Regions from separate parts of the Homo sapiens genome. Here all the other regions are linked to region 1. A link is an interaction called in ENCODE POLR2A ChIA-PET data of the cell type or tissue named here. Cell type or tissue: HepG2. All regions are shown on one strand. Each heading gives the region's core, and the rest is flanking DNA. Links, peaks and the distances in the headings are about the cores only. Region 1 overlaps MPV17L-BMERB1 (MPV17L-BMERB1 readthrough). Region 2 overlaps MPV17L-BMERB1 (MPV17L-BMERB1 readthrough). Region 3 overlaps NDE1 (nudE neurodevelopment protein 1).

What was found. Peaks named below come from ENCODE experiments on the same cell type or tissue, not always from the same donor. Only the 100,000 strongest peaks of a DNase experiment are listed, where the experiment ranks them.
Region 2: POLR2A ChIA-PET joins it to region 1 with 8 read pairs; 4 of 35 experiments call an interaction of 5 or more read pairs at or near these places.
Region 3: POLR2A ChIA-PET joins it to region 1 with 5 read pairs; 12 of 35 experiments call an interaction of 5 or more read pairs at or near these places.

Annotation. Positions count from the first base shown.
Region 1 is chr16:15,571,190-15,581,912 of GRCh38, forward strand. It overlaps MPV17L-BMERB1 (MPV17L-BMERB1 readthrough), which reads left to right. Exons shown (of 6, transcript NM_001414674.1): 4 at 10,028-10,142. It overlaps BMERB1 (bMERB domain containing 1), which reads left to right. Exons shown (of 6, transcript NM_033201.3): 4 at 10,028-10,142. Among named protein-coding and RNA genes, the nearest start is that of MIR6506, 35 kb to the right of the region's middle. RefSeq lists an enhancer at 7,957-8,457. In HepG2, for the core only: no CTCF peak of the experiment used is centred there; DNase peaks (open chromatin) are centred at 4,652, 5,292 and 5,802; H3K4me3 peaks cover 1,408 bases.
Region 2 is chr16:15,483,118-15,493,840 of GRCh38, forward strand. All of the region lies in intron 1 of MPV17L-BMERB1 (MPV17L-BMERB1 readthrough), which reads left to right. The region is part of intron 1 of BMERB1 (bMERB domain containing 1); the gene reads left to right. Among named protein-coding and RNA genes, the nearest start is that of BMERB1, 54 kb to the left of the region's middle. RefSeq lists an enhancer at 10,425-10,723. In HepG2, for the core only: no CTCF peak of the experiment used is centred there; a DNase peak (open chromatin) is centred at 6,564.
Region 3 is chr16:15,655,040-15,665,762 of GRCh38, forward strand. It overlaps NDE1 (nudE neurodevelopment protein 1), which reads left to right. Exons shown (of 9, transcript NM_017668.3): 2 at 9,697-9,822. The coding sequence starts at 9,740. Among named protein-coding and RNA genes, the nearest start is that of NDE1, 10 kb to the left of the region's middle. In HepG2, for the core only: no CTCF peak of the experiment used is centred there; no DNase peak of the experiment used is centred there.

The DNA.
Region 1 (10,723 bases), core at 3,399-7,398:
GACAACCAAAAATGTCTATAGATGTACAGATGTTGCTGAATGTACCCCAAGCGAGGTCAGGGGGGTGTGCAACATTGCCCTATGAAAGGAAAATAAAGTCCCAGGACCCCAATTCACTATACCAAAAGGAAAAGTTAAGCTTGGGAACTATGAGTCATACAAAAACCTACTTTTTTTTTTTTTTTTGAGACGGAGTCTCGCTCTGTCCCCCAGGCTGGAGTGCAGTGGCGCGATCTCTGCTCACAGCAAGTTCCGCCTCCCGGGTTCATGCCTCAGCCTCAGTCTCCCGAGTAGCTGGGAGCCTGTAGGCACCTGCCACCACGCCCGGCTAATTTTTTGTATTTTTAGTAGAGGTGGGGTTTCACCGTGTTAGCCAGGATGGTCTCGATCTCCTGACCTCATGATCCACCCACCTCAAGCCTCCCAAAGTGCTAGGATTACAGGTGTGAGCCACCACACCCAGCCAAAACTGCCTTTCTTTTTTTCCTAAACAGATAGCTGCAAGATAGAAAGGCCACCTATCTTCCCAGGGGCCTCCCTCACCCTGTCAATGTAAATTAACAGCTTATCCTAACAGGTAGGGGACTAAGACAAGACTATAAATCATCGTCCCTCCGCCCACCCGGAGACAAATGCACATTTGACTTCCTCCTCTACTCCGCGTTTCCTTTATCCTATGTAAAATGCAAATTCACTGAGGGCCAGAGAATGCAATCCTCCCCTTCCTGCCCTCTCTTTCCCCTTTAAATATTGAAGTCCTTAAGATCCTCTGCAGAAAAAAGCACAGGCCGGGGATCCTATTGCTGCCTGTGTCTCTTTTTCCCAGGTGCCTCCTCGACTTTGGCAAAATAAACCTCCAGATTGATTGAGACCTTCTCAGACACTTTGCAGCTTACAGCTCCCACATAAGAACTACTACTTTAGTAATTAGAGTGCAGCAATCTGGGTTTGAATTCAGCCTTAGCAGGCAGGTGAACTTCGTGAAAGTTCGCGACTTAATTTCTCTGAGCCTTGAATTCCTTGTTGGGAAAATGAGGCCAATAATACTACCCCCCGCATGGTTGTTGTGAATATCCCATAAATAACAAAGGCAAGGTGTAGGAGTCTTCCACACAGTCTTGTTGTAAGGGTAGTGTGCGCAATGACAGTAGAACTGAATCCTCTAGCTTTCGTGAGCATTTACTAGGTGCCCAGCACTGTGTAGGCCCTAAGGATAAACGAGTGAATAGACTTTCCTAGTTGAAAGAGAGCGACAGCTAGTGGGTATGGGGTTTCTTCTGGGGGTGATTAAAATGTTCTAAAATGGATTGTGGTGATGGTTGCACAACTCTGCAAATACACTTGGAACAGATGAACTGCATGGTATGTGAATCATATTGCAATAAAGCTGTTACCAAAAAAAGTTAAATGTCAAACATAAAACAACGAAGGAATGAGGGAAAAGTACCAAAGTCTATTCTCCACCCACTAGAAACCCCAATGCAATTGATCTGGCATTGTTGGCTTTGGACTCTGGCATTGTAATAGAACTCAACTTGTGATATGGTTTGGCTGTGTTCCCACCCAAATCTCATCTTGAATTGTAGCTCCTATAATCCCCGTGTGTTGTGGGAGGGACCCAGTAGGAGATGATTGAATCATGGGGGACAGTTTCCCCCATACTATTCTCATGGTAGTGAAGAAGTCTCATGAGAGCTGATGGTTTTATAAGGGGTTTCCCCTTTCGCTTGATTCTCATTTTCTGTGCTGCCTGCTGCCAAGTAAGACGTGCCTTTTGCCTTCTGCCGTGATTGTGAGGCCTCCCCAGCCACGTGGAACTGTGAGTCCATTAAACCTCTTTTTCTTTATAAATTACCCAGTTGCGGGTATGTTTTTATCAGCAGCGTGAAAATGGACTAATACAACTAGGGTCTGCTTTCCTGGCACAGTAAGACCAGCTGTCTCCCCAGAGTTTTTGCAGTGGTAAAAAGGAAACAGTTTATTTGCAAGGCTCCAAGCCAGGAGGACTGGGCAGCTAATGCTTCAAGCCTGACCTCCTCAATGGCTTATAGGTAATGTTCTGTCCAACAGGTTCACCTTGCCCTCTGCCTAGACAAACCTGACTTATCAAGACTGGGGAATTACAATAGAGAAAGAGTAATTCATGCATAGCCGGCTGAGGGAGACTGGAGTTTTATTATTCCTCAAATCAGTGCCCCTGAGCATTCCAGGATCAGAGTTTTTAAAGACGATTTGGTGGATGGGGGTGGGGGTGCAGTGAGAATGGAGTGCTGATTGGTTGGGTCGGAGATGAAATCACAGGGAGCCGAAGCTGTCCTCTTGCACTGAGTCAGTTCCTGGGTTGGGGCCACAAGGTCAGATGAGCCACTTTATCTGGGTGGTACCCACTGACCCATCAAGTGCACGGTCTGCAAAATACCTCAAGCATTGATCTTGGTTTTTACAATAGTGGTGTTATCTTCAGGAGTAATCTGGGGAGGGTCAGCATCTTGTAGCCTCCAGCTGCATGATTCCTAAACCATAATTCCTAATCTTGTGCTTAATTTGTTAAGTCCATTTTCACACTGCTGTCAAGAACTGCCCAAGACTGGGTATAACGGAAAGAGGTTTCATTGACTCACAGTTCGGCATAGCTGGGGAAGCCTCAGGAAACTTACAATCATGGTGGAAGGTCAAGGAGAAGCAAGGCACTCTCTTCACAAGGTGACAGGAAGGAGAATGAACGCAGGAGGAACTGCCCAACCCTTATAAAACCATCAGATCTCATGGAACTCACTCACTATCATAATTCCTAATCTTCTGGTTAATTTGTTAAGTCCATTTTCACACTGCTGTCAAGAACTGCCCAAGACTGGGTATAAAGGAAAGAGGTTTCATTGACTCACAGTTCGGCATAGCTGGGGAAGCCTCAGGAAACTTACAATCATGGTGGAAGGTGAAGGAGAAGCAAGGCACTCTCTTCACAAGGTGACAGGAAGGAGAATGAACGCAGGAGGAACTGCCCAACCCTTATAAAACCATCAGATCTCATGGGAACTCGCTCACTATCACGAGAACAGCATGGGGAAACTGCCTGCGTGATTCAGTCACCTCCACCTGGTCTCTCCTTTGACACGTGGGGATGATGGGGATTATAATTCAAGATGAGTTTTGGGTGGCGACACAAAGCCTAACCGTATCACCTACAAATGCAGTCTAGTTCCCAGGCAAGAAGGGAGTTTGTTTTGGGAAAAGGCTGTTATCGTCTTTGTTTTAAATGATAAAGTAAGTTCCTCCCATAGTTAGTTCAGCCTATGCCCAGTAATGAACAAGGACAGCTTGGAGGTTAGAAGCAAGATGGAGTTGATTAGGTCAGATCTCTTTCACTGTCTCTTATAATTTTGCAATGGCGATTTCAGTGCAGGTTTTTAAAGGCAGGGGTAAATTTCAGTCAAGCAGAAGTTACAGGCAAAATTGTAAATCAATACATTGAGATTACATATCAATTTTGGCCTAAAAGGGCTGCATACGTTGAAGCTGGGGCTCACAGGTCATAGGTAGATTGAAAGATTTTCTAATTTGCAATTGGTTAAGGAAGAGAAGCTTTGTTTAAAAATCGGGGGTCAAGGCCAGGTGCAGTGGCTCACGCGTATAATCCCAGCACCCTGGGAGGCCGAAGTGGGCAGATTGCTTGAGGCCAAGAGTTGGAGACCAGCCTGGCCAACATGGCGAGACCCCCGTCTCTACTAAAATTACAAAAATTAGCCGCGTGTGGTGGCGCCTGCCTGTACTTCCAGCTACTCGGGAGACTGAGGCAGGAGAATTGCTTGAACTCGGGAGAGGGGGGTTGCAGTGAGCCAAGATTGTGCCACTGCACTCCAGCCTGGGCGACAAAGCAAGACTCTGCCTCAAATAAATAAATAAATAAAAATAATAAAAATCGGGGGTCAGCAGAAAAGAATGGCATCCCTGGCCCATGGGTGTGACTCCCTCCAGGCCTCTCTGGAAGACACTTAGAACAAGGAAAGATGGTCAGAATTCAGTCCTTAGTCTTCCTTTATCTGACGTCTATATGCCAGTGGATCCATTTGGTAGGGTCCTGGGTTTCTGAAAAACAACTCAGACATATATGCTAAGATGTTTATCTTCAGTTTCTATAGAAAACAAAACATCTCCAGATTCTAACTTCCTTGGCTATTGTTTTAGGCTACTATTACCTTCTTACTGATAAGTTGCTTATTGACTTTTCAAGGCTAGCTAGGTGCCTAGAATTTCCTTTGAGGGAACTCAAGATTTTCCTTTATTTCCATGCTTGGGGTGGGGGTCTCCCACAGACCCCAAAAGGGAGTCCCTGTGTTACTGGTGGAAGGTGTCCAGGTTCTTGGTGTTTTGAACAAAGAATTGGACAAAATGCACACACAAACAAAATAAGCGAGGAAAGAATGAAGCAACAAAAGCAGAAATTTATTGAAAATGAAAGTACACTCCATAGGGTGGGAGTGTGCCTGAGCATAGGGGCTCAGGAGCCCCAATACAGAATTTTCTGAGGTTTAAATACCCTCTAGAGGTTTCCCGTTGGCTACTTGGTGTACACCCTATGTAAATGAAGTAGTGGCCCACAATTAGTCTGATTGGTCGCAGAAAGCTTTTGCAGTTGCTTTCTGCGACCAATCAGATATACTTTCAATTTCTCATGTGACACACAGAAAAGGAGGAGGGTTTGCAAAGGGAGTAGCCTCCAGTCCTTTTGTTACTTATGTGTGGAAAGTTGGGGTTTTTCTTTTGATTTAGTTCTAGGAAGTTGGCCCTAGGTTCCCTGCCTCCAGACCATATTCTCCTGCCTCACCTGATCCATCTCAGCATTAGTAATTTTTTTTTTTTTTTTTTTGAGACAGAGTCTTGCTCTGTCACCCAGGCTGGAGTGCAGTGGCGAGATCTGGGTTCACTGCAGTCTCCGCCTCCGGGGTTCAAGTGAAGTGATTCTCCTGCCTCAGCCTCCTGAGTAGCTGGGACTACAGGCGCCCGCCACCATGCCCGGCAAATTTTGTTTTTGTATTTTTAGTAGAGACTGGGTTTCACTGTGTTAGCCAGGATGGTCTCAACCTCCTGATCTCGTGATCTGCCCGCCTCGGCCTACCAAAGTGCTGGAATTACAGGTGTGAGCCACCGCGCCTAGCCGAGCATTGGCAATTTTTAAAGCTTTGCACCTGATTGTGATAAGCAGGGACGGTTAGGAACCGCCAGGCCTGTTCCCCTCTCTCATTTCACAATTCTCCAAGGATTAGTCTGGCTGAAAGGTACAGAAACCCATCCAAGCTTATGTAAGCACAAAACAAACAATTACTGGAAGGACAGTGGAGTCTCCTGAAGCCCTAGGGCATTACATTCATTTCCCAGAGCTGCCTAACAAATTGGTGCAAACTGGATGGCTTAAGCAACAGAAATGTATTCTCTCTCGGTTCTGGATGTATTCTCTTTCGGTTCTGGAGGCCAGACATCCAAAATCGAGGTGTCAACAGGGCCTTGTTCCCTGCTAAGGCTCTAGAGGAGACTCCTTTGCCTCTTAGCTTCTGGTAGTGTTAGTGAAGTAGTGTTGTTGACTGGGGTAAATACCCAAGGTTCGTTGTCTCTCTCCAAGCAGATTAAGGACACAGACACTGACATACAGAGGAGTGAGTTTAGGAGTGGAGGTTTAATAGGCAAAAGAAAGAGAAAAGGGAACAGCTCTCTCGGTCTCTCTCGAGAAGTCCCTGAATGGGAATTCCGGCCTGTGGCAGACTGCACCAAATTTTATAGACAAGCTTGAGGAGGTGGTGTCTGATTTACATAGGGCCCACAGATTGGTTGGAGCAGGTGTGACGTTTGCATAGTGCATGGGAAGGCTGGCCACCCCACCCTAATCTTATCATGCAAATGAACTTTCCACTTGGGCGGCGCCATGTTGTCTTCTCCTTACTGTACACATGGCTGGCAAAGAGAAGGGAGCGTGGAGCCGCCATTTTGAACATACCTAGACCAGGTGGCCTTTTCCTATGGGCACAGCTGCCAGCATTCACCCGTGTAAGCTTCCAGCTCCCTTGACTATGTCTACAGCTCGATTTTACTGGCTGCTCCTTGTTAGAAAAGAAAATGATTTGGGGGTTGCTTTTCATTAAAAGGAAAACCTTACCGAGGACTTCCTTACCCTATCTGCCTAAATAATTTCTTCTTCACTCCTGTATCATTAGCAGTAGCAAATCCATACGAGTCTGAAGCAACTTGATACTTGCCTCCTCAGAGGAAATAATTCCACCAGCGGGCATAAGGCAGAGTGAGAGACCGAGGCAAGTTTTAGAGAAGGAGCAAAAGTTTATTAACAAGTTTTAGAGCAGGAATGAAAGGCAGTAAAGGACACTTGGAAGACGGCCAAGTGGGTGATTTGAGAGATCCAAGTGCACCGCTTGACCTTTGATTTGGGGTTTTATATGTTGGCATGTTCCGGGGTTTTATATGTTGGCATATTCCAGGGTTTTATGTCTCTCCTCCCTTCATTTTCCCTCAGGGCAGGTTGTGCGCATGCGCAGTGGCCTGCCAGCGCTTGGGAGAGGCTGCAAACACAGTGTATTTACAGAAGTCATGGGCCTGATTATTTGAGATGTTTTTCCCTCACCAGTTGAGTGTTCCTAGAGGAAGGTCATATACCAGTTAGACTCCGCCATTTTGCCTCTTAATGTGCATGCTTGAGCCCAGTTGCCCAACTCCTGAGATCTCATCGGGAAACCGCTGATAACTTCAGGTGTTTTCTGTCTGTTGGGAGATGGCCTTTCCCTGGCACCAGCTGTGACCAATTATTATTTTAGAGAGACAATTTTAACAACTGCCTGACATCACCTGATGGTTGCCTGGCATTCCTTGGGGGGGAAATCCCCTCTCCTTTCTTGCTCATGGCTGCCTGGCTACCTACTCTAACAGTAACACACACAATTCTTGGCATTGCTTGCCTTCTGGTTGCACCACTTCAATCTCTGCCTCCATCTTCACGTGACCCTGTGTGTGTCTGTGTGTCTTCTCTTCTCCTCTTTTTTTTTTTTTTTTTCTAAAAGACAGGGTCTGGCTGTGTTGCCCAGGCTGGTCTAGAACTCCCAGGCTTAAGTGATCCTCCTGCTTCAGCCTCCCAAGTAGCTGGGATTACAGGTTCAGGCCACCATGCTTGGGTCTCTTTCCTCTTCTCATAAGGACACAAGTCATTGGGTTTAGGGTCCATGCTAATAAGTATGACCTCATTTTAGCTTAACTATTATAATTACATGTGCAAAGCAACTTACAAATTACTTTGGAAATAGAGTATTTCCAAATAGAAGAGATATAAACTGGGGAAAACTATTTCCAAATAGGGCACACATGAACTTTGGGGGTGCCTTAGTCTCTGTGGCTTGCTCTAGACCGGGGGCTTGTAAACAACATTTATTACAGTTCTGGAGGCTGGGAGGTGCAAGATCAAGGTGTTGGCAGATACAGTGCCTGGTGACGGCCTGTTCCTTATAGATGGTACCTTCTCACTGTGCCTTTGTGTGGTGGAAGGGGCAAACAAGCTCCCTTGGGTCTCTTTTATAAGGGCACTAATTCCATTCATGAGGGTTCTACCTTCATAATCTACTCACTTCCCAAAGGCCTCATTTCTTAATACTATGACCATGGAGGTTAGGATTTCAGTGGGTGGCACCTGTAGGCAAGTGGAAGATGATGGGAAAGGTATGTGGCACACACGCACGTGAGCAGCATTGGCCAATGACTTGGAGACTTGGGCTAGTCATAGGTCTGTGAGCTGACGCAGGCCACTTGTGTGAGTAGGTGGTTTCTCCTGGGAGTTGCTGCAGCTGAGGCTGGGGAATGCCTCTATTGGTGAGTGACAGAACACATGGATGAATGGCTTGGAGACAGAGGTTTGCAGATGTTGGGGGCCCAGCCAGTTGTTGGGTGATTCTGGCTAAGATCTAGAGAGCAGTGGAGGGCACTTGGGAATGTCAGAGTGCTGTCAATGGTTATTTGGAGAGTAAAGTCACACCACGAGCTCCTGAGTGAGCAGGGGTCCTGGTGAGTCGATGGGTGTTGGTGCGTGCTTGGAGAGGGCAGGGAGCGGCTCTGCGGTGCTGACGAGTGATTTGGGGAATCAGACCCAACCCACAAGATTTACCACGGCAGGAGCAGTGACACCATCATCCAATGCACCAATGGCTGGGAATGGGGAGCGGCTGGCAAGCCTATTGCCCTTCTTCGTGCAGTGGTGGACTCCTGGTTAATGAGAGAAACCAACTTTCTGTCCTATCCAAATATTATGTTCTCCTTACCCCTGGTTCTGCTTCCAGATCCAGAAAAAATGATCAACGTCAGTCGTGGGCAGGCAGACAAGCTGTCCCACATTTTTTATTCTGAAGGGATTTGAGCAGAAAGAGCCCAAGTGGGTTTAAGTTTTTGCCTCTTAATTTTCTCAAACCTCATCTTCAGCCCTCTCTCTTTTTTTTATTTTTTCTCTTTGGCATCCTAGCACTTGGTGTTTGGGACAGGGTTAGTGTCATTGGCATGGATGATTTTCTTCTGATAAATTGGTTTACCTTCACCAAAGGGAAAAAAACAACTAGTTCCCTCCCAGCACCCCTATCTGAGCCTCTCCTCACCCCCTGCCTTTGCAGAAGACCCTGGCTTTGTCATGACCATTTACTGAAGGCTCTCAGCCAAGGCCAAGCACTCCACTAAGCCATTTACTAACACTACTGCATTTCAAAATTGTATGCAATTTAGTATGCAGGATGTGCAGGTTTATTACATAGGTAAACGTGGGCCATGGTGGCTTGCTGCACCTGTCAGCCCGACACATAGGTATTAAGCCCAGCATGCATTAGCTATTTTTCCTGATGCTCTCCCTCCCCACACTCACCCTGCCCTCTCAATTTTTTTTTTTTTTTTTAAGAGACAGGGTCTTTCTCTGTTACCCAGGCTGGAGTGCAATGGTGCAATCATAACTCACTGCAGCCTAGAACTCCTGGGCTCAAGAGATCCACCCACCTCAGCCTCCCAAGTAGCTGAGACTACAGGAACACTCCATCACATGTGGCTAATTTACAGAGAAAATTTTTGTAGACATAGGAGGGTCTCACTATGTTGCCCAGGCTGGTCTTGAACTCCTGGCCTCAAGTGATCCTCCTGCCTTGGTCTCCCAAAGTGCTGGGATTACAGGTGGCAGGCACTATGCCCAGCCCATTACTCCCATTTTAAGCCTCACTGTGTATTTTACAGATGAGAAAACTGAAGCTTGAAGAGGTCAAGTTGCTTCTCCAAGTTCATCCAGAGGGTGGAAGGGCAGAGTCAGGTCTCCAATCAATCCTGGCCGCTCAGCTCAAGTGCTTTTTTTTTTTTTTTTGAGACAGAGTCTCGCTCTATCACCCAGGCTAGAGTGCAGTGGTGCGATCTCAGCTCACTGCAAGCTCCACCTCCCGGGTTCATGTCATTCTCCTGCCTCAGCCTCCCGAGTAGCTGGGACTACAGGCACCCGCCACCACACCCGGCGAATTTTTTGTATTTAGTAGAGACGGGGTTCCACCCTGTTAGCCAGGATGGTCTCGATCTCCTGACCTCGTGATCCGCCCACCTTGGCCTCCCAAAGTGCTGGGATTACAGGTGTGAGCCACCGCACCCGGCCAGCTCAAGTGCTTTTAGTGGTCACCCTCTCATCTGTCTCTCTGTAATTTTTTGTTTTTTTTTTCTTTCTTGAAATGAAGTCTCATTCTGTTGCCCAGGCTGGAGTGCAGTGGCGCAGTCTCAGCTCACTGCAACCTCCGCCTCCCAGGTTCAAGCAATTCTCCCGCCTCCCGAGGTGGTGGCTGACAGCCTCCCGAGTAGCTGGAATTCCAGGTGTGTGCCACCACGCCTGGCTAATTTTTGTATTTTTGGTAGAGATGGGGTTGTTTCACCATGTTGACCAGGCTGGTCTGAAACTCCTGACCTCAAGTGATCCGCCCACCTCAGCCTCCCAAAATGCTCATCTGTCTCCTTGTTGATGTCTTCTTTCCAGAAAAAGAAAAAACCAAACTGCAGAAGCAGAGAGAGGATGAGCTAATCCAGAAGATCCACAAACTGGTGCAGAAGAGAGACTTCCTGGTGGACGATGCGGAGGTCGAGCGGTTAAGGTGAGTGCACTGCGGGTACCCGATCACTGGGCTGCAGGACAGCAACCTTCTGCTTCCTTCCAGAACCCATCTTCTGCTCCTGGGACTCACAGCCTTGCCTAACAGGCATGGCCTTGATCCACAGTCTCTGGACACTGAATCCCAAGGAACCCCAGCCTTCTGGCTTGAGAATTCATTTTGTATATAAGAGAATTTCAAATCTGTGCCTCTTGAGGGAATGTTGTTCCAGGAAGTGACCAGGGAGGAGTCACATCCCATAATACATGGCAGAGCTTCCTTCACATCCTGTCACTCCTGAAGGCAATGTCTTGAAACTTCTGCTATCAGTTTCTACCGAAACTCTGCCACCTGAACTGACTTGCTCCCAACCTCTGTCCTCCCAACCTCCCAGCTTTGTTCTCCCCTTTCCCTTCCCCTTAGTGGCGCCAATGCCCTTTTCTAAGTATCAGGGTCTTCTCTTTGCATCTGCTGCCTTGACCTCGACAACCACAGCCCTGGAGCTGCAGTGTAAAAACATGTTGTAAATGTTGAAAATGTGGAAAGCTGTACATGTTGGTTCTTGATTTTTGTTTCCTTACACC
Region 2 (10,723 bases), core at 4,175-8,174, 87 kb before region 1:
AATTATGATCCTAGTCCCAAATCATCACATATTCTTCAATAACTTAACTAGTCCATATGGCCAAACATTGTATGTTTCCAATTTTTCCACTGTTATAAAGGTTGCTGTTGTGAGTTATCTTAGTGGGCTAAACTCCGATTATTCCTCTAGGAAGAACATGGAATGATACATTCTTCTAAAGAAATGTTCTGTGTTTCTATGCTCTTCCCTCTACTAGGAGGCACTTGAACGGAGTGGTTGAGAGTTGTAAAAACCTATTTTTATTTATTTATTTATTTTTGAGACAGAGTTTCTCTCTGAAGCCCAGGCTGGAGTGCAATGGCATGATCTCAGCTCACTGCAACCTCTGCCTCCTGGGTTCAAGTGATTCTCCTGCCTCAGCCTCTCAAGTAGCTGGGGTTATAGATGTCCACCACCATACCTGGCCAATTTTTGTAGTTTTATTAGAGATGAGGTTTCCCCATGTTGGCCAGGCTGGTCTCGAACTCTTGACCTCAGGTGATCCACTCGCCTCGGCCTCCCAAAGTGCTAGGATTACAGGCATGAGCCACCGTGCCTGGCCAGAAAAATCTATGTTTGAGTCCCAGCTCTCTGCTGATCTACAACTATGTAAACTTGGGCAAGTTATGTCCCCTTTCTGGCCCTTGCATACTTACCTATAAAACAAGGCTAAAGTAATATTTACTACCTCAAGGGTTGCTGTGAGGATTAACGATGTAATTACTGTAGGTAGAGGTATCTTAGTCCATTTCATGTTGCTGTAAAGGAATACCGGAGGTTGGGTAATTTATAAATAAAAGAGGTTTATTTGGCTCATAGTTCTGCAGGTTATACAAGAAACATGGTGCCAGCATCTGATTCTGGTGAGGGGCCCAAGAATCTTACAATCACTGTGGAAGGTGAAGGGGAACAGACATCACATGTCAAGAGAGAGGAAGAGAAAAGAGGAAGATGCCAGCTTCTTTAACAGCCAGATCTCTTGGGAATTAAGGGTGAGAACTCACTCAATCCTGCAAACATGGCATGAAGCCATTCACGAGGGATCTGCTCCCATCATCCAAACACCTCTCAACAGGCCCCACTTCCAACACTGGGGATCAAATTTTAACATGAGATTTGGAGGGAACAGATGTTCAGACCACATCAAAAGGGCTTAGCACCTTGTTATTAGGCCTAGAAAGCATCTCCCCCTTCTCCTGCCTCTTGACCACCATATCTAGCTTCAGTGACACTCCTTTTGTGAAATCTCTGATATCTGCGTGGTTAAAATTATGCTCTTCCCCCAACCTCTTTTTTTTTTTTGAGAAAGAGTCTCGCTCTGCTGCCCAGGCAGGAGTGCAGTGGTGCAATCTCAACTCACTGCAAACTTCGCCTCCTGGGTTCAAGCGATTCTCCTGCCTTAGCCTCCCAAATAGCTGGGACTACAGGCACACACCGCCACACCCGGCTAATTTTTGTATTTTTAGTAGAGACAGGGTTTCACCATATTGGCCAGGCTGGTCTCGAGCTCCTGACCTCAGGTAATCTGCCCACCTTGGCCTCCCAAAGTGCTGAGATTACAGGCGTGAGCCACCGCACCTGGCCTCTTTCCCCTTTTTTAAAAAAAGAAGGCGAAATTCACATAACATAGCATTCATCATTTTAAAGTGTACCCTTCAGTGGCTTTATGTACATTCACAGTCTTGTGCAACCATCACCTCTAGATGCCAAACATTTTCATCATCCCACAAGGAAACCACTTACCCATTGACCCCTTATCCACAGTAGTCACTGTACTTCAAGGTTTCCCATATCCCATATCCAGCGTGGCTGGATCCAAGGGATCAAATGCCATCAGTAGGACTCAGTTTTTCTGCATCTACTTGTGTTGGCTTCACTCTCGGGCAGATGCTTTCCATATGGCAATCCCAGTGGCTCTAAGCTTACATTAGCCATCAGGTAGCAATCCCAACAGAGAGAGATCGTTTCATTAGAAGTTTCAATGGAAGTCATGGGACTGAGTATTATTGCCTCAACTTGGATAATTTGCCCATGGCTGAACTGATTACCATGGTGGGGGAGAGGGGAAGAGGTGGCGGTAGAATATTCTGATTGGCCAGGTTCTGGGTCGTATGTTCATTCCTCCAAATTGCATTCAGAAAATGGGTGCTGGATGGGGCAAAAAATCAGGTGTCATTCAAAGTTCACTAGGCTTAGGGAGCTGGGCTCAGAGGCCAGAGGCCTGATCTTGATCTTGTCATCACTTAGCAAATCTCCTGGCCATTCAGGCCTTCACACTTCCTGTCTGTAAATGGGTTTATCACCACTCATTCAAGTCCTAATTATTACCAGCGCTGAGAAACCAATACTTTCTTTTTCCATCTCGCTTGTGTAATTTCTTCGGAGAAGCATTTGGATGGTCTCTGAACCATTTTTACCCTGAGAAATGGGACTTAGGAAATTATGCAGCCACATTTTATATCCATTCTGGTCATTTCAGTAATTGGTTCTGAGACACTATTTCCCCGAGCACCATCCCAAGTATAAACTACTATTTCCATCTGTGTTACTGGAGGAAACTGGGGAAAGACATTTGTGGGTTTTTTCCCCCCCAGGCCAAAAAAAAAAAGCAAACAAACAACAACAAGAAAAACTAAAGTAGAGCCCAAAACCAATTTGTTGGTTCCCAGCTTGGCTTAGGCACCATTCTAAGCATATTCCACTAGTCCCTCCATCTCCAAACTAGTCATTCTTGGGAGCTGACCTACTTAGTGCACAGCAAAGGAAATAAACAGAAATCCAGCAAGTCCATCATTTGAGAGGCCCATGCTGATGACTCAGAGAATATATAAAATGGCAGGTTGGCCAGGTGTAGTGGCTCATGCCTGTAATCCTAGCACTTTGGGAGACTGAGGTGGGTGGATCACCTGAGGTCAGGAGTTCAAGACCAGGCTGGCCAACATGGTGAAACCTTGTCTCTACTAAAAATACAAAAATTAGCCAGGTGTGGTGGCACAATCGCTGGAACTTGGGAGGCAGAGACTGCAGTGAGCCGAGATCGTGCCACTATACTCCAGCCTGGGCAACAGAGCAAGACTCCATCTCAAAAAAAAAAAAAAAAAGCCAGGTTGTTTTGCTCTTAATCGGGTTACGTTTGAGGATTCTTTTGGTTCTAGGTGACCAAAACCCACTGGGTTCAGCCAAAAGTGGATATTGTTGAAGGATTCTAGGGTGTCTCACAGAACACAGGGCCATGGTTCCACTGGAATTCAGGAAGGGGATAGAGTCCATTGTGAATCAAGGAGGTCCCTCCCACCACCTCTACCTCTTGACTGTTTTTCTCCATGTCTCCTCTATTCTTCTATCTCATGGGAGAGTGACAGAAGTCAGGTTGAGACTGGAATCTTAATCTCAGCACCAAAAGCTCAGGGAAGGAGCCTATTGGTCCAGCTTGGGCCAGATGTTGACACCTGATCCAATCAAATATGGAGAGGGGATGTGAGTTCCATTGTATCAACATGATCGTGTTAGTGGTCCAGAAATACTTCTGAGGGAAAAAAAGGTGTATGTTACACAGTGATATCAATTAAATTCTAAACTATAGTGAAATATTATTGTCATTTCCACCTCTTTTAAATAAATCTGAGATGGTCTAACCCCTAGCATAGTTCAGTTTCTGGGTCTAGATTACTGGGGTTTGAATCCTGGCCCCAATATTTGCTGTGTGATCTTAGGCAAATTACTTAACCTGTCTCTGTGCCTTCGTTTTGTCATCTACAAAATGGGTATAATAATATTACTTACCTGACAGCATGGTTGGAGCCATTAAATGTGTTAATGTAAGTAAAATGCTCAGAACTCTGCCTGGCAAATAGTAAAGATTTAACAAATAGCTATTATTATTACTGTAAAGTTCATTTCATTATGACAGATTGTTTTTCAGATTATTCAAAATATAGAAGATGTTTAAAAGGGAATTTCTATGATAATGGGAAAATAGGGCTGAATAACCATTACTAAGATTGAATATATCATTGCTATTGCCCTTGAATTCTATAATTTGAATTCATATTATTTGAATTCTAGACGGTACTTTTGATTTATAACCTTAAAAGCTTTAGTAAGGGTTTCTTCTAAACAGCCTTATATAAAATAATAGCAATTCTTGCCATCTTACCTAGCAGGAAAAACCAATTGTTTTATCAAGTTTGCCAGCATAAGATTGAAATTTAAAGCCTTTAATATCTTAGTTTATAAAAGACAAGTTACAGAATGTCTCTTTCCTGGATGTCTTAGAATTACAGTATCTTTTAGGGCAGGAGTCTGTGAACCTTTGCTTAAAGGACTCATGGTAAATATTTTTGTCTTTGAGGGCCATATTGTTAAAGGAAAGGGGTCCCGATCCAGACCCCAAGAGAGGATTCTTAGATATTGTGCAAGAAAGAACTCAAGGCGAATCCATAGAGTAAAATGAAAGCAAGTTTATTTATTAAGTTTCTTAAGTTATTAAGAAAGTAAAGAAATAAAAGAATGGCTACTCCACAGCCAGAACAGCAGCTTGGACTGCTCAACTCATAATGCTTAACAGTTTTTTCTAAATTATATGCTAAACAAGGGGCGAATTATTCATGAGTTTTCTGGGAAAGAGGTGGGCAATTCCCACAGCTGAGGGTTCCTCCACTTTTAAGACTATATAAGGTAACTGACATTGCCATGGCATTTGTAAACAGTCCTGGCGCTGGTGGGCGGGTCTTTTAGCATGGTAATGCATTATAATTAGTGTGGAATGAGTAGTGAGGATGACCAGAGATCATGTGCGTTGCCCTCTTGGTTTTGGTGGCTTTTGGCCAGCTTCTTTACCGCAACCTGTTTTATCGGTCAGGTCTTTGTGACCTGTATCTTGTGCCGTCCTCCTAGCTCATCCTGTGACTTAGAATGCCTAACCTCCTGGGAATGCAGCCCAATAGGTCTCCGCCTCATTTTACCCAGCCCCTATTCAAGATGGTGTTGTTCTGGTTCAAACGCTTCTGACAGTATGGTCTCTGTCCCAGCTACTCAGCCCTGCTGTAACACAAAAGCAGTCATCAACAGTACCTAAACAAATGGGCATGGATGTGTTCTAATAAAGCTTTATTTATAGATGCTGAAATCTGAATTTTTTGCAGTTTTCATTTGATTCCACGCTGACCCCTTGCCCCCCGTCCAAATATTCACAAATGTAAAAGCCATTCTTGTCTCACAGGCTGCACAAAAAGAAGTGATGGGCTGGAGATGGCCTTGGGGCCATATTTTTCATACCCTGCTTTAGGAGACAGTGCATTAGCATTCTGACAGCAGGCAGGGGAGGTACAAGATGACTGTCTACTGCCTCTTGGGTTCTAACACCCCAGATGCATGTTGACCCCCTGCTGCTTCTCATCATGCGTTTCTCTTAAAAGATACATAGTATTTGTGGGGCTGGGCGCGGTGGCCCACATCTGTAATCCCAGCACTTTGGGAGGCCGAGGCGGGTGGATCACGAGGTCAGGAGAGCAAGACCGTCCTGGCTAACACAGTGAAACCCCATCTCTACTAAAAAAAAAAAAAAAATACAAAAATTAGCTGGGCGTGGTGGTGGGTGTCTGTGGTCCCAGGTACCCCGGAGGCTGAGGCAGGAGAATGGCGTGAACCGAGATCGCGCCACTGCACTCCAGCCTGGGCAACAGAGCGAGACTCCGTCTCAAAAAAAAAAAAAACAAAGATATATAGTATTTGTGTGACTTTCTTGGTTTTGTGCAACAGAAAACTCAACCCAAACTGCATATGCAAAAAAAAAAAAAAAAAAAAAGGAATGTACTAACCGGGGTTTCTACACTCTAGGGGTGGTTGAGGCAGGAGTCCAAAGTCTATCTGTTTATCCCTCAGCTTTTATCCCCTCCATGAGGGCTTTGTTCTTAGGATTCAGGGTTTCTTTTCCCCCAGGGGGGTTCACAGCAAAGTTCTGGGTCTGACTACTTCTGGTGTGTATCTGATCCTATATCTATCTGAATCTGAACGGGAAGGGAACACAGTGAGCACCTTAGGCCACACCTGGGTAGGGTAAGCCCCATTAAATTTGCAAGTCCTGGGAGCGGTGGTGCCAGTTGGTTCCCCAAAGGAAACAGGTCCTATTACCTAAGAAAGGTGAATGGATACTGGGAGGCAAATCAACAAATGTCCATTGCACATGAGGACATCACACTGTGACATTTAGAATCTAAATGCTCTGAACAAAATGTATAGGGGACCTTCCAGGAACGGGAAATTGCTGTTCCTACCCCCTCTTTTTGGAGAAATTGCTGTTCCTCCCATTGGCAAAATTCCCCTCGCAGGTTCCAGCTTCTTTCTCTTAGAACAGACCTTCTGGTTTGGCAAGCCCAGTCCCACATCGAGGTTTAGTTCTGGACTTCTGTGCAGGGTCATGGCACTCGCTTGATTGAAATTTTGTTTGGGGAAGCAATGACCTGAAGAGCTTACAGCCTGGGTCAACCACTCACCACTCTCAGGAAAAGCAGACAGAGCCAAACTTTCTAGCTGGGCTCAAAATAGCTATTTTCTGACGTGGGTCCTCCATGACTCATGGTGGAGTTTTCCAGGCTCGAGGGGACTGTTGACATTTACTCTGCTCCTCCCACGCCACAGAGTCTAACTTTTTCTATCTTCCCCCAAACATAACTCATTACCTCCAGTTTATCCCATGTACACTTCTTTTTCACCCCAGTTTTCTTTTATTTTCAGCGATCCATTCCAGATCCAATATCTTTTTTTTTGAGATGGAGTCTTGCTCTGTCGCCCAGGCTGCAGTGCAGTGGCTCGATCTCGGCTGGCTGCAAGCTACGCCTCCCGGGTTCACGCCATTCTCCTGCCTCAGCCTTCCGAGTAGCTGGGACTACAGGCGCCCGCCCTCATCCGGCTAATTTTTTGTATTTTTTGTAGAGACGGAGTTTCACCGTATGAGCCAGGATCCTCTCGATCTCCTGACCACATGATCTGCCCACCTCGGCCTCCCCAAGTGCTGGGATTACAGGTGTAAGCCACCTGCACCCAGCCCTCCAGATCCAATATCTTTTTCCTCCATCCTTTGCCAAACCAGGACTTCAGCTTCTGGTTACTGGTGCCCACTTCAAGAGATGCCAGGCAGGGAACTCTCAGGACACATACCAGGCCTGCACTGGCATATGTATTTTTTGGAGACAGGATCTCTGTCACTCAAAATAGAGTGCAGTGGCGTGATCATGGCCCACTGCAGCCTTTAACTCCTAGGCTCAAGTGATCCTCCTGCCTCAACCTTCTGAGTAGCTGGGACCACTGGCATATGCCACCACACCTAGCTAATTTTTCAAAATTTTGTAGAGATGGGGTCTTGCTATGTTGCCCAGGCTGATCTTCAACTCTTGGTCTCAAGCAACCCTCCTGCCTCAACCTCCCATAGTTTTGGGATTACAGGCATGAGCCACTGCACCCAGCCTCGGACTGCTACTTTAGACCCCACTTTCTTGTCCAGGTGTGATCCTGGGTGCGTGTGCCCAGAGACGCCCTGGCTACCTGGGATTCATCCATCAAACACCTGGTCATTCAGCCAATTCTGTGCGAACAGCACCTTCCCGGCTGTCCCACCCTCTGCAAAGATCTGTGATGCTGGAAAGTTGTGTGTGGCTAAGTCGGAAGAAGTGAAGTTCATCTGCATAAGTGCAGTAGTGTATTTATTGATTTTTATTCTTATTTTTTATTTTTATTTATTTATTTGAGACAGGGTCTTGCTCTGTCACCCAGGCTGTGGTGCAGTGGCATGATCTCAGCTCACTGTAACCTCCACCGCCTTCTGGGCTTGAGCAATCCTCCCACCTCAGCCTCCCGAGTAGCTGGGACCAGAGGCACACCCACCATGCCCGGCTATTTTGGTTTTTGTATTTTTTGTAGAGATGAGGTCTTGATATATTGCCCAGGCTGGTCTCGAACTCCTGAGCTCAAGTAATCTTCCCGCCTCGGCCTCCCAAAGTGTTGGGATTACAGGCGTGAGCCACCACGCCCAGTCCAGTAGTGCATTTACTGATAGCACTTACTGCAGCTATTTTCTTTTATTGCATTTACTGCATTCCTGCTATGTCCCAGGCTTTGCACACATTAGTAGGCGTTCGATCCTTTAACAATTCTTTGAGGCAGTAGCAGGTCTTCCTATTTCTATACTTGCTCCCTTAGTAGATCACACTCTCATGGGAAACACAGTGACTTTTTTTTTTCTTTCTTTCTTTTTTTCAGACAGAGTTTCCCTCTTGTTGCCCAGTCTGGAGTGCAATGGTGAGATCTTGGCTCACTGCCTCAGCCTCCCAAGTAGCTGGGATTACCTGCCACCACGCCCAGCCTGATTGTATTTTTTAAAATTAAAATTGAAATACCATCAATAGGTTGACCACTAGGACTAAAATCCAAACTTTTCAGTGTGGCCTATAGGCCGGGCATCATGGGGCCACTTCCTGTCTCTCCATCTTGGAACACCCCTTCCCTTCCTCATTTTGCTCCACCCACATCTGCCTTTTCTCTTTCTTTTAGAGACAGGATCTCACTGTGTTGTCACCTCTCACAGCTTCTGCACTCGTGGATCCTCTATCTGAAGCATTCTTCCCCCTCCGTCTTCCCAGGCCAGCTTCTGCTGGTCATTCAGTGTCAGCTCAAATGCCACTTTCTCATAGAGGTCTTCTGTGACCCCGCTATCTGGAGGAGTCCCCGGGATCAATCACTGTCTACCCCCGTAATGGCATTTTACTCTCTTCCTAGCCCTGTCCACCTAAATGATGTTGTTTGTTTATCTTTTGGCTTGCTGTCTGTCTTCATCAGGAGGATGGATGTTTCATTTCTGCATGCCTAGCTCCTAGAATATTGCCTGGTGTGTGGCGGGCATGTTGAATAAACAAAGAGCCCCCAAATGACATAGGAGGCCATGCCATGTGCCCCAGTCCCTGCAGAGGAGCGACCATCCACCAGCAGACCCTGTGTCTTTGAAAGGAATTCCAGAGAGAGTAAAAATCAGTGCCTATGAAAAGTATCCCAACTGGCTGCACCATTGCCTAGCTTTTGTGCTCAGTGTTTTTGGTTTTGTTTTTTCGACATCATTGGCTTTTAAAGCCAGGTCAACCTTTGGACTTGAACCCTCAGGTTTTGCATCTCCCGCTGCACTGCTGGGCAGTCGACCCTTCCCAAACCACCAGTTCTAGCTGAGACACACACGAGGTTCTGGATTTTTGCTCCACCAGCAGGTGATCCTCTTCATCTTCCATTGCAGGCATCTTTTTCTTTAATTATAAAAATAACACCATACTCCACTCTCAAGGAAGCACTCATAACTCCCTACCCTATAAGTGTGGGCTGTGTATAGTGACTTCCTTCCAAAGAGGAAGTGAAAGGAGAAACTTTACAATGGAGAAACCTGGCAGACACTCCCTCAGCCAGGGGCTCAAGGTCAGCATCAACAGTGCCAACTCATCTTGATGGGATGTACCACGGATGTGAAGTGATGAGAATGGTGGCCGGGCACCATGGCTCACACCTGTATTCCCAGCACTTTGGGAGGCTGAGGCGGGTGGATTACCTGAGGTCAGGGGTTTGAGACCAGCTTCACCAACATGGCGAAACCTTGTCTCTACTAAAAATACAAAAACTAGCCAGGCATGGTGGCACACACCTGTAGTCCCAGCTACTCGGGAGGCTAAGGCAGGAGAATCGCTTGAACCCAGGAGGCGGAGGTTGCAGTGAGCTGAGATCATGCCACTGCACTCCAGCCTGAGTGACAATATGAGATTCCATCTCAAAAAAAAAGAAAAAAAAGAAGAAAGTGATGAGAATGGTGACTTACCTCTGCAGTCTTCTCTCCAAACTCACAACTTGTCTCACCATCAGAAAAACTCAAAATTAAAGGGTATTCCACTACAAAATACCTGTGCAGTACCCCTTAAAACTGTCAAGGGCAGGCTGGGCTCATGCCTGTAATCCCAGCACTTTGGGAGGCTGAGGTGGGCAGATCACCTGAGTTCAGGAGTTCAAGACCAGCCTGACCAACATGGAGAAACCCCGTCTCCACTAAAAATACAAAATTAGCCAGGCGTGGTGGTGCATGCCTGTACTGCCCCCTACTCGGGAGGCTGAGGCAGGAGAATCGCTTGAACCCAGGAGGCGGAGGTTGCAGTGAGCTGAGATCATGCTACTGCACCTGAGAAACTGTCACAGTGTAGAAGAGTCTAAGAAGACACAAGGACTGAATGTCATGCACTGTCCTCGATGGGATCCTGGAATGGAAAAAGAACATTGGCGGAAAAACAAGGAAATCTGAACAGAGTATGCATTTTAATCTTTTTTTAAATCCCCTAAGGATTTCCAGTACTGATGCTTTGCCTTTGTGCTTGAGATCCCTGTTTAGAGCCACATCTCCCTTCTGGTGTGGATTTTCAGTCCGACATGAATGCTTCCAGATTTGCTTCCTTCCTTCTTCTGCCATGATCTGACTCTCCCTCTGACTTCACATTGAACTGGACCCGTTCACGCCTGCACACATCCTGTTTTTCCCCTGGCTGCTCTTCCCTGCGTCCCCCCTCCGCAGACCACCCTCATTCAGATGAGGATATATCCCACCCTATTTCTTGGGCTTACCTTTCTGAATGAAAATAATGTTCCTGGTGCAATTTATCTCTCCTGTCAAATTTCCAGCCTGCAGGGAATTAAATGAGGCACATGA
Region 3 (10,723 bases), core at 171-4,170, 81 kb after region 1:
ACAGAGTCTTGCTCTTGTGCCCAGGCTGGAGTGCAGTGGTACAATTTCTGCTCACTGCAACCTCTGCCTCTGGGTTCAAGCAATTCTTGGGCCTCAGCCACCCAAGTAGCTGGAATTATAGGTGCGCTCTACCACACCTGGCTAATTTTTGTGTTTCTAGTAGAGACAGGGTTTCACCATGTTGCCCAGGCTGGTCTTGAACCCCTGGGCTCAAGCAATCCACCCACCTCAGCCTCCCAAAGTGCTGGGACTACAGGCGTGCATCGTGACGCCCTGCTGATTTGTGTATTTTTAGTAGAGACGGGGTTCACCTTGTGCTGGTCTCAAACTCCTGGGCTCAAGCAATCTGCCCACCTCAGTCTGCCAAAGTGCTGGGATTACAGGCGTGAGCCATCGTGCCCGGCCTCTCTCTGACATTTTTGAATGGCAAAGGCAAAAATCTTATACTTTTAAGGATGTGGAGAAATAGGAACACTTTTACACTGTTGGTGGGACTGTAAACTAGTTCAACCATTGTAGAAGTCAGTGTGGTGATTCCTCAGGGATCTAGAACTGGAAATACCATTTGACCCAGCCATCGCATTACTGGGTATATACCCAAAGGACTATAAATCATGCTTCTATAAAGACACATGCACACGTATGTTTATTGCGGCATTATTCACAATAGCAAAGACTTGGAACCAACCCAAATGTCCAGCAATGATAGACTGGATTAAGAAAACGTGGCACATATACACCATGGAATACTATGCAGCCATAAAAAATGATGAGTTCATGTCCTTTGTAGGGACATGGATGAAATTGGAAATCATCATTCTCAGTAAACTATTGCAAGAACAAAAAACCAAACACCGCATATTCTCACTCATAGGTGGGAATTGAACAACGAGAACACATGGACACAGGAAGGGGAACATCACACTCTGGGGACTGTTGTGGGGTGGGGGGAGGGGGGAGGGATAGCATTGGGAGATATACCTAATGCTAGATGACGAGTTAGTGGGTGCAGCACACCAGCATGGCACATGTATACATATGTAACTAACCTGCACATTGTGCACATGTACCCTAAAACTTAAAGTATAATAATAATAAAGAAAAAGAAAAAAAAAGATTGCTGTTTTATGATAAAGTGAAGTGCAGCTGTTACTTCTTCCTTCTTTGCTTCCAGCATCTCTCTTCCCTAAGGATTGCTTTTAAAATGTAAGAGTTTTTGGTTGAAATGCTGTTCCTGTGGTTTTTGTCTCTTGGTTGGAGTGAAAGATTTTGCAGGCTGTGATACAAATCCAGTTCTCTGCTTATTTTCTCCTCAGTCCTTGAAATCCAAAACCAGATCCCTCCCATTGGCCCGTTGTAATTAGAACCTGCCCCACAATAGACGCACCTCCTAAAGCATCTCAGATTCATTTCTTTCCTGAGGATTAAGTTTTTAAACCTTCCTGGCCAAGATAACAGTGTTTTAAGAGGCTCTTTTCTTTTATTATTATTATTATTATTATTACTCTTTTCTTTTTTTGAGATGGAGTCTTGCTCTGTCACCCAGGCTGGAGTGCAGTGGCAGGATCTCTGCTCACTGGAACCTCCACCTCCCGGGTTCAAGAGTTTCTTCTGTTTCAGCCTCCTGAGTAGATGGGATTACAGGCATGTGCCACCATGCCCAGCTAATTTTTGTATTTTTAGCAGAGATGGGGTTTTACCATGTTGGCCAGGCTGGTCTCGAACTCCTGGCTTCAAGTGATCTACCCGCTGTGGCCTCCCAAAGTATCAGGATTACAGGCATGAGCCACAGCACCCTGCCAGGCTTGGGTGTTCAAGGAAGAGAAAGAAGGCAGTGTGGCTGGGACATAAGTGAATGAGAGGTGGTAGGGTAAGAAATGTGTAGAAAACTATGCAGGGGCCTGATCACATTGGATCTTGCACATCTTTTTCCAAACCTCAGGAGGAGTCATTCTGCTTTTGTTGTTACTGGTTCCTCACTTCCGCACTTTATTGTATGCTGACAACCTTCCATACCATGGGACTGAGACTGCCCTCAATAGTATCACCAATGTCTTTTTTTGTTTTTTTTTTTTGAGGCAGAGTTTCACTCTTGTCGTCCAGGTTGGAGTGCAATGGCGTGATCTTGGCTCACTGCAACCTCCGCCTCCTGGGTTCAAGCGATTTTCCTGCCTCAGTCTTCCGAGTAGCTGGGGTTACAGGAGCCTGCCACCACACCTGGCTAATTTCTTGTATTTTTAGTGGAAATGGAGTTTCACCATGTTGGCCAGGCTGGTCTTGAACTCCTGACCTCAGGTGAACCACCCGCCTTGGCTTCCCAAAGTGTTGGGATTACAGGCATGAGCCAACGCACCCAGCCACCAATATCTTAATGGCCACACAGTGCTCATTGATAGATGCCTTGGCCCTGGGCTATTGTTGCTATAGAATTGGTTTGATGAGTACATATTACATGAGATCTGGGCTCATTAGAGCTTATGGCTTGAGCAGGGACTCCTTGGCCTAGGTTTATGCTGCTCCTGGCCTTGTTAATGACTGCTATTAACACTCTACCCCCTTTTTATTTTTTTGAGATGGGGTCTTGTTCTGTCGCCCAGGCTGGGAGGCTGGAATGCAGTGATCTTGGCTCACTGCAGCCTCCGCTTCTCAGGCTTAAGTGATTTTTCCTGCTTCATCCTTCTGAGTAGCTGGGACTACAGGCACGCACCGCCGTGCCCGTTTGATTTTTGTTTTTGTTTTTTTAGTAGACACGGGGTTTCACCATGTTGCCCAGGCTGGTCTCAAACTCCTGACCTCAAGTGATCTGTCTGCCTCGGCCTCACAAAGGGCTGGGATTACAGGCATGAGCCATTGCGCCAGGCACCACTCTACCCTTTTGACTTTGAGCAAGTAAGGTCGTTGATTCCATACATTCATTAAGATTCCTGCGTGGCAGAAATCTAACCCCAACTGGTATAACCAAGACAAGGAATTGATTATCTCATAACCTTAAATCAGGTGTGGCTGCATCTAGGTGTTCAAATGATATTGTCAGGACCCAGGCTCTCCATCCCTTGGCCCAGCTTTCCTCTGTTTTGGCTTCACTCTGAGGCAGGCTCTCCCTTGTGATAGCAAGATGACCACCGGCAGTTTCAGGCTTACCTCCGGCTTCAGGCTTACCTCCAGCTTCAGGCTTACCTTACCAACCCTAGTGGAAAGAGAGTTTCATTTTTGACAGCTATGCAAAAGGTCTGGACCTGGGCCCTCACTGGCTTAGTATGGGTTAGGCCCATCCTTAAGCCAATCATTGGCTCAGCATGGGTTAGATCCGTGACTGTCACTGGCTGAGCATGGGGGTTAGGCTCACCCTATCATTGGCTCTGCGTGAATTAGGCCCACCTCTGTCACTGGCTCATCGTGGGTTAGGCCCACCCATGAGCTGATCACTAAGGTCGTGAATAGGCATATGCCTCTTCCCAGGTGTGGAGGATGATGTCAGATCCCTCTGAACTCATGAAATGAGTAGGGTATTCTCCCAAGGGAATATTGTGCTGTCACAGAAGATGGAAAAATGAATGCATGTCTGGAAAAAACAAGCAAAACTACAAATCATTAGCTTTATATGACATTTATTTATTTTTTGTTTATATGTTTTTGAAATGGAGTCTTGCTCTGTTGCCCAGGCTGGAGTGCAGTGGTGTGATCGTGGTTCACTGCAACCTCTGGCTCCCGGGTTCAAGCGATTCTCATGCCTTAGCCTCCCGAGTAGTTGGGATCATAGGTGCCTGCCACCACACCCAGCTAATTTTTGTGCTTTTAGTGTAGACAGGATTTTACCATGTTGGCCAAGCTTGTCTTGAACTCTTGACCTCAAGTCATCTGCCTGCCTCAGCTTCCCAAAGTGTTGAGATTACAGGCATGAGCCACCACGTCTGGCCAGCTTTGTATGACATTTCGCCTTTCTGCCTTGATCAAACTTTCAGAGAATCTGCTTTCCAGAGGGATGAGTGGGTCGGGAAATAGCATGTTTTCTCTGAATGAGGGAAAGGATTGAAAAAGTAGGAGGGAGAAAGGATGTGAATATGAGTCCCAACAAATGCAGAGTTATCGGTAAGTTTTGTGCTTGAATCTAGGTACAATTGTGCATTTCCTGGTTCTGCATGAATTAGGCCCACCTCTGTCATTGGCTCAACATGGGTGAGGCTCACTAACTTCCACCAGAAGTTAGTGGTGGTGTCTGTGTTGACACTTACATGTTTAGCCTAATGATTTCATGTTTTAACCAAAACTATATAGCTTGTTGGTTATATCTTAGAAAGTGATGGTTTTTGCTCATTCTTTTGTCCCCAGGGATACACACCAGCCTCTAAGTTCTCTTGAGGGAAGGAAGGGACCTTGCACACAATCTTTTTTTTTTTTTTTTTTTTTTTTTTTTTGAGAGGAAGTCTCACTCTGTCACCCAGGCTGGAGTGCAGTGGTGCGATCTCGGCTCACTACAACCTCTGCCTTCTGGGTTCAAGTGATTCTCCCGCCTCAGCCTCCCGAGTAGTGGGGATTACAGGCGCACACCACCATGCCCGGCTAATTTTTATATTTTTAGTAGAGATGGGGTTTCAGTGTGTTGGCCAGGCTGGTTTCAGACTCCTGAGCTCAGGTGATTCACCTGCCCTGGCCTCCCAAAGTACTGGGATTACAGGTGTGAGCCACTGCGCCCGGCCTTGGACACAATCTTTTTTTTTTTTTTTTTTGAGACGGAGTCTCGCTCTGTCACTCAGGCTGGAGTGCAGTGGCACGATCTCAGCTCATTGCAACCTCCACCTCCTGGGTTCAAGCAATTCTCCTGCCTTAGCCGCCTGAGTAGCTGGGACTACAGGTACCTGCCACTGCGCCCGCCTAATTTTTGTATTTTTAGTAGAGATGGGGTTTCACCATATTGGCCAGGCTGGTCTCAAACTCCTGACCTTGTGATCTGCCCGCCTCGGCCTCCCAAAGTGCTGGGATTACAGATGCGAGCCACTGAGTCTGGCCTGGACACAATCTTACTTGGATTCCTCATGCCCTTTTGACAAGCTCAGAGCCTCAAATAAATTCAGAAAATAGGTGATTACATCAAACAGCCTCTATCAACAGGGAGTATACAAACCGTTAGCCCAACTGTTAATAGAAGTCTGCTTTCTTGCTGGGTGTGGTGGCTCACACCTAGAATCCTAGTGCTTTGGGAGTACAAGGCAGGAGGATCGCTTGAGCCCAGGAATTTGAGACCAGCCTAGGCAACATAGTAAGACCCCATCTCTTAAAAAAAAAATTAGCTTGGCGTAGTGGCCTATACCTGTAGTCCCAGCTAGTCAGGAGGCTGAGGCAGGAGGATCAGTGCCGCCTAGGAGTTCAAAGATGCAGTGAGCTATGATTGTGTCACTGCACTCCAGCTGGGTTGACAGATTGAGACCCTATCTCTTAAAAAAAAAATTGCTTCCCTCACCTCTGCTGTGAAACAGCTCAAAGTCCTGAGAGCCAAGGCCCCTACCGCCCACATCCTCTAGCTGTTGGCTAATTTATTTCATCGTCTTTTAGGTAATTCTCCAGAATTCCATCGCTTTCCTCTTTTTCACCTCCCAGTTACTCCTGCACTCAGTTCTTCGTCTTTCCTCCTCCACTGTGTAGAAACTGTTCTTGCTCACACCGCCAGTGACCGACTTTCGCTCAGCCTTGTGGATATTTTCCAGCCCTTATCTTCCCTGCTTCTCTGTTGCATCCTTGTGACACTGGAATGTTTCCCTTTTTTCCCTTGAAACCGCCCACTCCCAGGACAGCACAGTCTTCCTGATTCTCATCTCTCTCACTCTGTTTCTTCTCTGCCTCCTTCGGTTACCATTTCTTAAACTGCCCACCTTTCCAATATTGGCATTCTTCACTGTTCCATACACAGTCCCTAGGCGATTCTTCCATGGTCACGAGGAAAAGAGAAAAACCAGCTATAGACGCATGACTTTCAAATGGATATTGTTGACCCAATTTCAACCCTGAGTTTCAGCTGCGATATTGCATCTTGGTGTGTCATGGACATGTCAAGCTGTGAATGTCTGAGACTGGGTTTGTTATCTCTCCTTAACCCACCCACCTACCCAAGAGTTTTACTTGTTTTTTTTTTTTTTTTGAGTCTCGCTCTGTCACCCAGGCTGGAGTGCAGTGGCGCCATCTCGGCTCACTGCAAGCTCCGCCTCCCGGGTTCAAGCCATTCTCCTGCCTCAGCCTCCTGACTAGCTGGGACTACAGGCACCCGCTGCCAGGCCTGGATAATTTTTTGTATTTTTAATAGAGACAGTGTTTCACCATGTTAGCCAGAATGGTCTTGATCTCCTAACCTCGTGATCCACCTGCCTCGGCCTCCCAAAGTGCTGGGATTACAGGTGTGAGCCACCGCGCCCGGCCGAGTTTTCCTTTTGATTGTCCTTTTTTTTTGAGACGGGATCTTGCTGTGTTGCCCAGGCTGGAGTACAGTGGCATGGTCATGGGTCACTGCAGCCTCGACCTCTCCTTGCCCCTCATCCTCTCGAGTAGCTGGAACTACAGACACACCACCATGACCAGCTAGTTTTTGTATTTTTTGTAGAGATAGGGTCTCACCAGGTTGCCCAGGCTGGTCTGGAACTCCTGGGCTCAAGCATTCCACCTGCTTTGGCCTACCAATGTGCTGGGATTACAGGTGCGAGGCACTGCACCCAGCCACCTTCTGGAAGTCTTTATCTCTGGTGATGGGGATGGTGGCGGCACCCAATTGCCTAAGGTAGAGCCCCAGAAGATGTCCTCACCTCCTTTTTCTCTCTCCCCTGCCCCGAAAAGTCATAATTCATCAAGTTCTGGTAAGTTTGCCTTCTAAATATTTTTGGAGTCCATTTCTGTTCCCTCCATCTTCATTCCTACTTTCTTTTTTTTTAGACAAGGTCTCACTCTCTTGCCCAGGCTGGAGTGCAGTACCGTGATCATAGCTTACTGCAGCCTCAAATTCCTGGACTCATGTGATCCTCCTTCCTCAGCCTCCAGAGTAGCTAGGACTACAGATGTGTTGCACCACACCAGTCTAATTTTTTAAAAAGTTTTTTTGTCAAGGTAGGGTCTTGCTGTGTTTCCCAGGCTGGTCTTGAACTCCTGGTCCCAAGTGGTCCTCTTGCCTTGGCCTCCCATAGTGCTGGGATTATACGTGTGAGCCACTGTACCTGGCCTATTCTCACTTTCTAATTCAGGCCACGTTCCTTTCTCTTTTCTTTTTTTTTTTTTTTTTTTTGAGATGGAGTCTTGATCTGTCGCCCAGGCTTGAGTGCAGTGGCGTGATCTCGGCTCACTGCAAGCTCTGCTTCCCAGGTTCACGCTATTCTCCTGCCTCAGCCTCCCGAGTAGCTGGGACTACAGGCACCTGCCACCACGCCCAGCTAATTTTTTTGTATTTTTAGTAGGGACAGGGTTTCACCGTGTTAGACAGGATGGTCTCAATCTCCTGACCTCATGATCCGCCTGCCTCGGCCTCCCAAAGTGCTGGGATTACAGGCATGAGCCACCGTGCCTGGTCTCTTTTCTTTTTTAAATAGGATCTCACTTCATCACCCAGGCTTTAGTGCAGTGGCACTATCTTGGCTCACCGCAACCTCTGCCTCCTGTGCTCAGGTGATCCTCCCATCTCAGCCTCCTGAGTAGCTGGGAACACAGGCATGTGCCACCACAGCTGGCTGATATTTTTCTATTTTTAGTAGAGACGGAGTTTCTCCATGTTACCCAGGCTGGTCTCAAACTCCCAGGCTCAAGCGATCTGCCTACCTTGGCCTGTCAAAGTGCTGGGATTATAGGCGTGAGCCACTGCACCTGGCCTCCACCTTCCTTTCTTTCTTGCATTGCTGCAGGAGCTCCCCATCTTAGGCCTTGTCCTTCCTCTGCCTGTCCATGGCCACCAGGACCAGCTTTTTAAGCAGGAGAGCCCATCATATCACATCACTCTCTTCCCTAACTTTCTCCAATGGTTTCCCATTGCCACTAAGTTTCTTAACATCTTGCAAAAGCCGTCTGTGACTTAGCCCCTTTATTTCAGTCTGTCCAGGTAGGTTCCCTTCCACTCGTCACCTTTCAACCCAGGCTTACCAGACTCCCTCTAGCTCCCCTACAAGTGCCTGGCTGTTTCTCCTCATTCCTTCTTCCCCTGCTCAATTACCATTGCCTTCCAGTTCTTTCATATTCTTTTTTTTTTTTTTTTGAGACGGAGTCTCATTCTGTCGCCCAGTCTGGAGTGCAGCGGCACGATCTCAGCTCACTGCAACTTCCACCTCCCAGGTTCAAGTGATTCTACCGCCTCAGTCTCCTGAGTAGCTGGGAGTATGGGTGCCCGCCACCACGCCCAGCTAATTTTTGTATTTTTTTTTAGTAGAGACGGAGTTTCACCATATTGGCCAGGCTGGTCTCGAACTCCTGCCCTCGTGATCTGCCTGCCTCAGCCTCCCAGTGTGCTGGGATTACAGGCGTGAGCCACTGCACCTGGCTTTTTCATATTCTTTCACATGCTCCTCATGTGTCGCCTCTTCTAGGAAGCCTTCCTTGACTTTCGGGTTGAGTTTTGAACTTCTTAAATATCCTGGGCACTGATAGAAATGTATTTTCAGGTGCATACATATTTCAGAACACACCAATGTGTATACTCAAATATATGCAATTTATTGCATGTCAAAATCCTGTGCACATTTCTGTGGCTATACTAGGCACATAGTTTTATCATAATTTACATGGGGTTGGGTGCGGTGGTTCACGCCTGTAATACCAGCACTTTGGGAGGCTGAGGTGGGTGGTTCACTTGAGGTCAGGAGTTTGAGACCAGCCTGGCCAACATGGTGAAACCCTGTCTCTACTAAAAATAGAAAAATTAGCCAGGCGTGGTGGCGCATGCCTGTAAAATCGCAGTTGCTCGGGAGGCTGAGGCACAAGAATCATTTGAACCCAGGAGGCAGAGGTTGCAGTGAGCTGAGATCACGCCACTGCACTCCAGCCTGGGTGATAGAGCAAGAGTCTGTCTCAAATAATAATTATAATTATTATTTTATGCGTAATTTCCATTCCAGCCCCCACTCCCCCACTCCCTCCACCAGACTGTGAGGCCCCTTTAGGGAAGGCAGGCATCTTGGAGACGTTTTATGTGGCTCCCTAGGTCCTTTAGTAGGTGCTCAATAAATATTTGCATAGGGATATCCATGAGCCTTGATGTTAACCCAGGGAATATAACAGGTGAGTGGATTGTGTTTTGTTTGGGTTTAGCTTCAGATTTTTGGCAGTATTTAATCATTTAACCCAGCATAAAGTTTATTTATTTATTTATTTATTTTGACACAGAGTCTCGGTCTGTCACTCAAGCTGGAGTGCAGTGGCGCCATCTCGGCTCACTGCAAGCTCCACCTCCTGAGTTCACACCATTCTCCTGCCTCAGCCTCCTGAGTAGCTGGGACTACAGGCACCCGCCACCACACCCAGCTAATTTTTCGTATTTTAGTAGAGACGGGGTTTCACCATGTTAGCTAGGGTGGTCTCGATCTCCTGACCTCGTGATCCGCCCGCCTCAGCCTCCCAAAGTGCTGGGATTATAGGCGTGAGCCACCGCGCCTGGCCAAGTTTTTTTTTTTTTTTCTGTTAAAGGGGATCAGCTGTTTAACCAGATGTGGGTAATCATTTTGAAACCTTCTCTCCTAGACACCATGCCACAAGGAGAGTGATCTCTTCCCCTGTTTTCACAATGGAGGACTCCGGAAAGACTTTCAGCTCCGAGGAGGAAGAAGCTAACTATTGGAAAGATCTGGCGATGACCTACAAACAGAGGTCAGTCCGAGTTCACCTGCTTTTCCTTTTTTTTTTTTTTTTGAGATGGGGTCCTGCTATGTTACCTAGGCTGAGTGCGGTGGCTGTTCCTAGGCGTGATCATAGTGCACAGCCGCCTTAAACTCCTGGGCTTAAGCGATCATCCTGGCTCAGCCTCCCAAGTAGATGGGACTATAGGTGTGCTTCATCAGGCCAGGCTTTTTTTTTTTTGGCGGAAACAGGGGTCTCGCTATGTTGCCCAGGCTGGTCTTGAACTCCTGGACTCAAGTGATGCACCTCTGCCTCCCACAGTGTTGGGACTACAGGTGTGAGCTCTCTTTTTTCTATAAAAAGAACAGCAACCATTTATTGCAGGCCTATATGTGCCAGGCAGTGTGAAAGGCTTAACTTACACTATCTCAAAACTGCCTGTGAAAAAACTATTAGCACCCCATTATATAGATGAAGAAACTGAGCCTCAGTGAAGGCAGATAACTTGCTCACAGTCACACAGCCAATAAGTAGCAGAGCTGGAATTTGAACTCCAGACCTATGGTCCTGATTATCCTACTATGCTACTTTACATTTTGTTTTCTTATTTTCTTTTTCTTCTTTTTTTTTTGAGACAGAGTCTCACTCTGTTGCCCAGGCTGGAGTGCAGTGGTGCCATCTTGGCTCACTGCAGCCTCCACCTCTGGGTTGAAGCAATTCTCGTGCCTCAGCTTCTCGAGTAGCTGGAATTACAGGCACCCACCACCACGCCTGGCTAATTTTTTGTGTTTTTAGCAGAGACGGGGTTTTGCCATGCTGGTCAGGCTGGTCTTGAACTCCTGGCTTCACGTGATCTGCCCGTCTCACCCTCCCAAAGTTCTGGAATTACAGGCATGAGCCACCATGCCTGGCCTTCCATCTTATTTTCTTT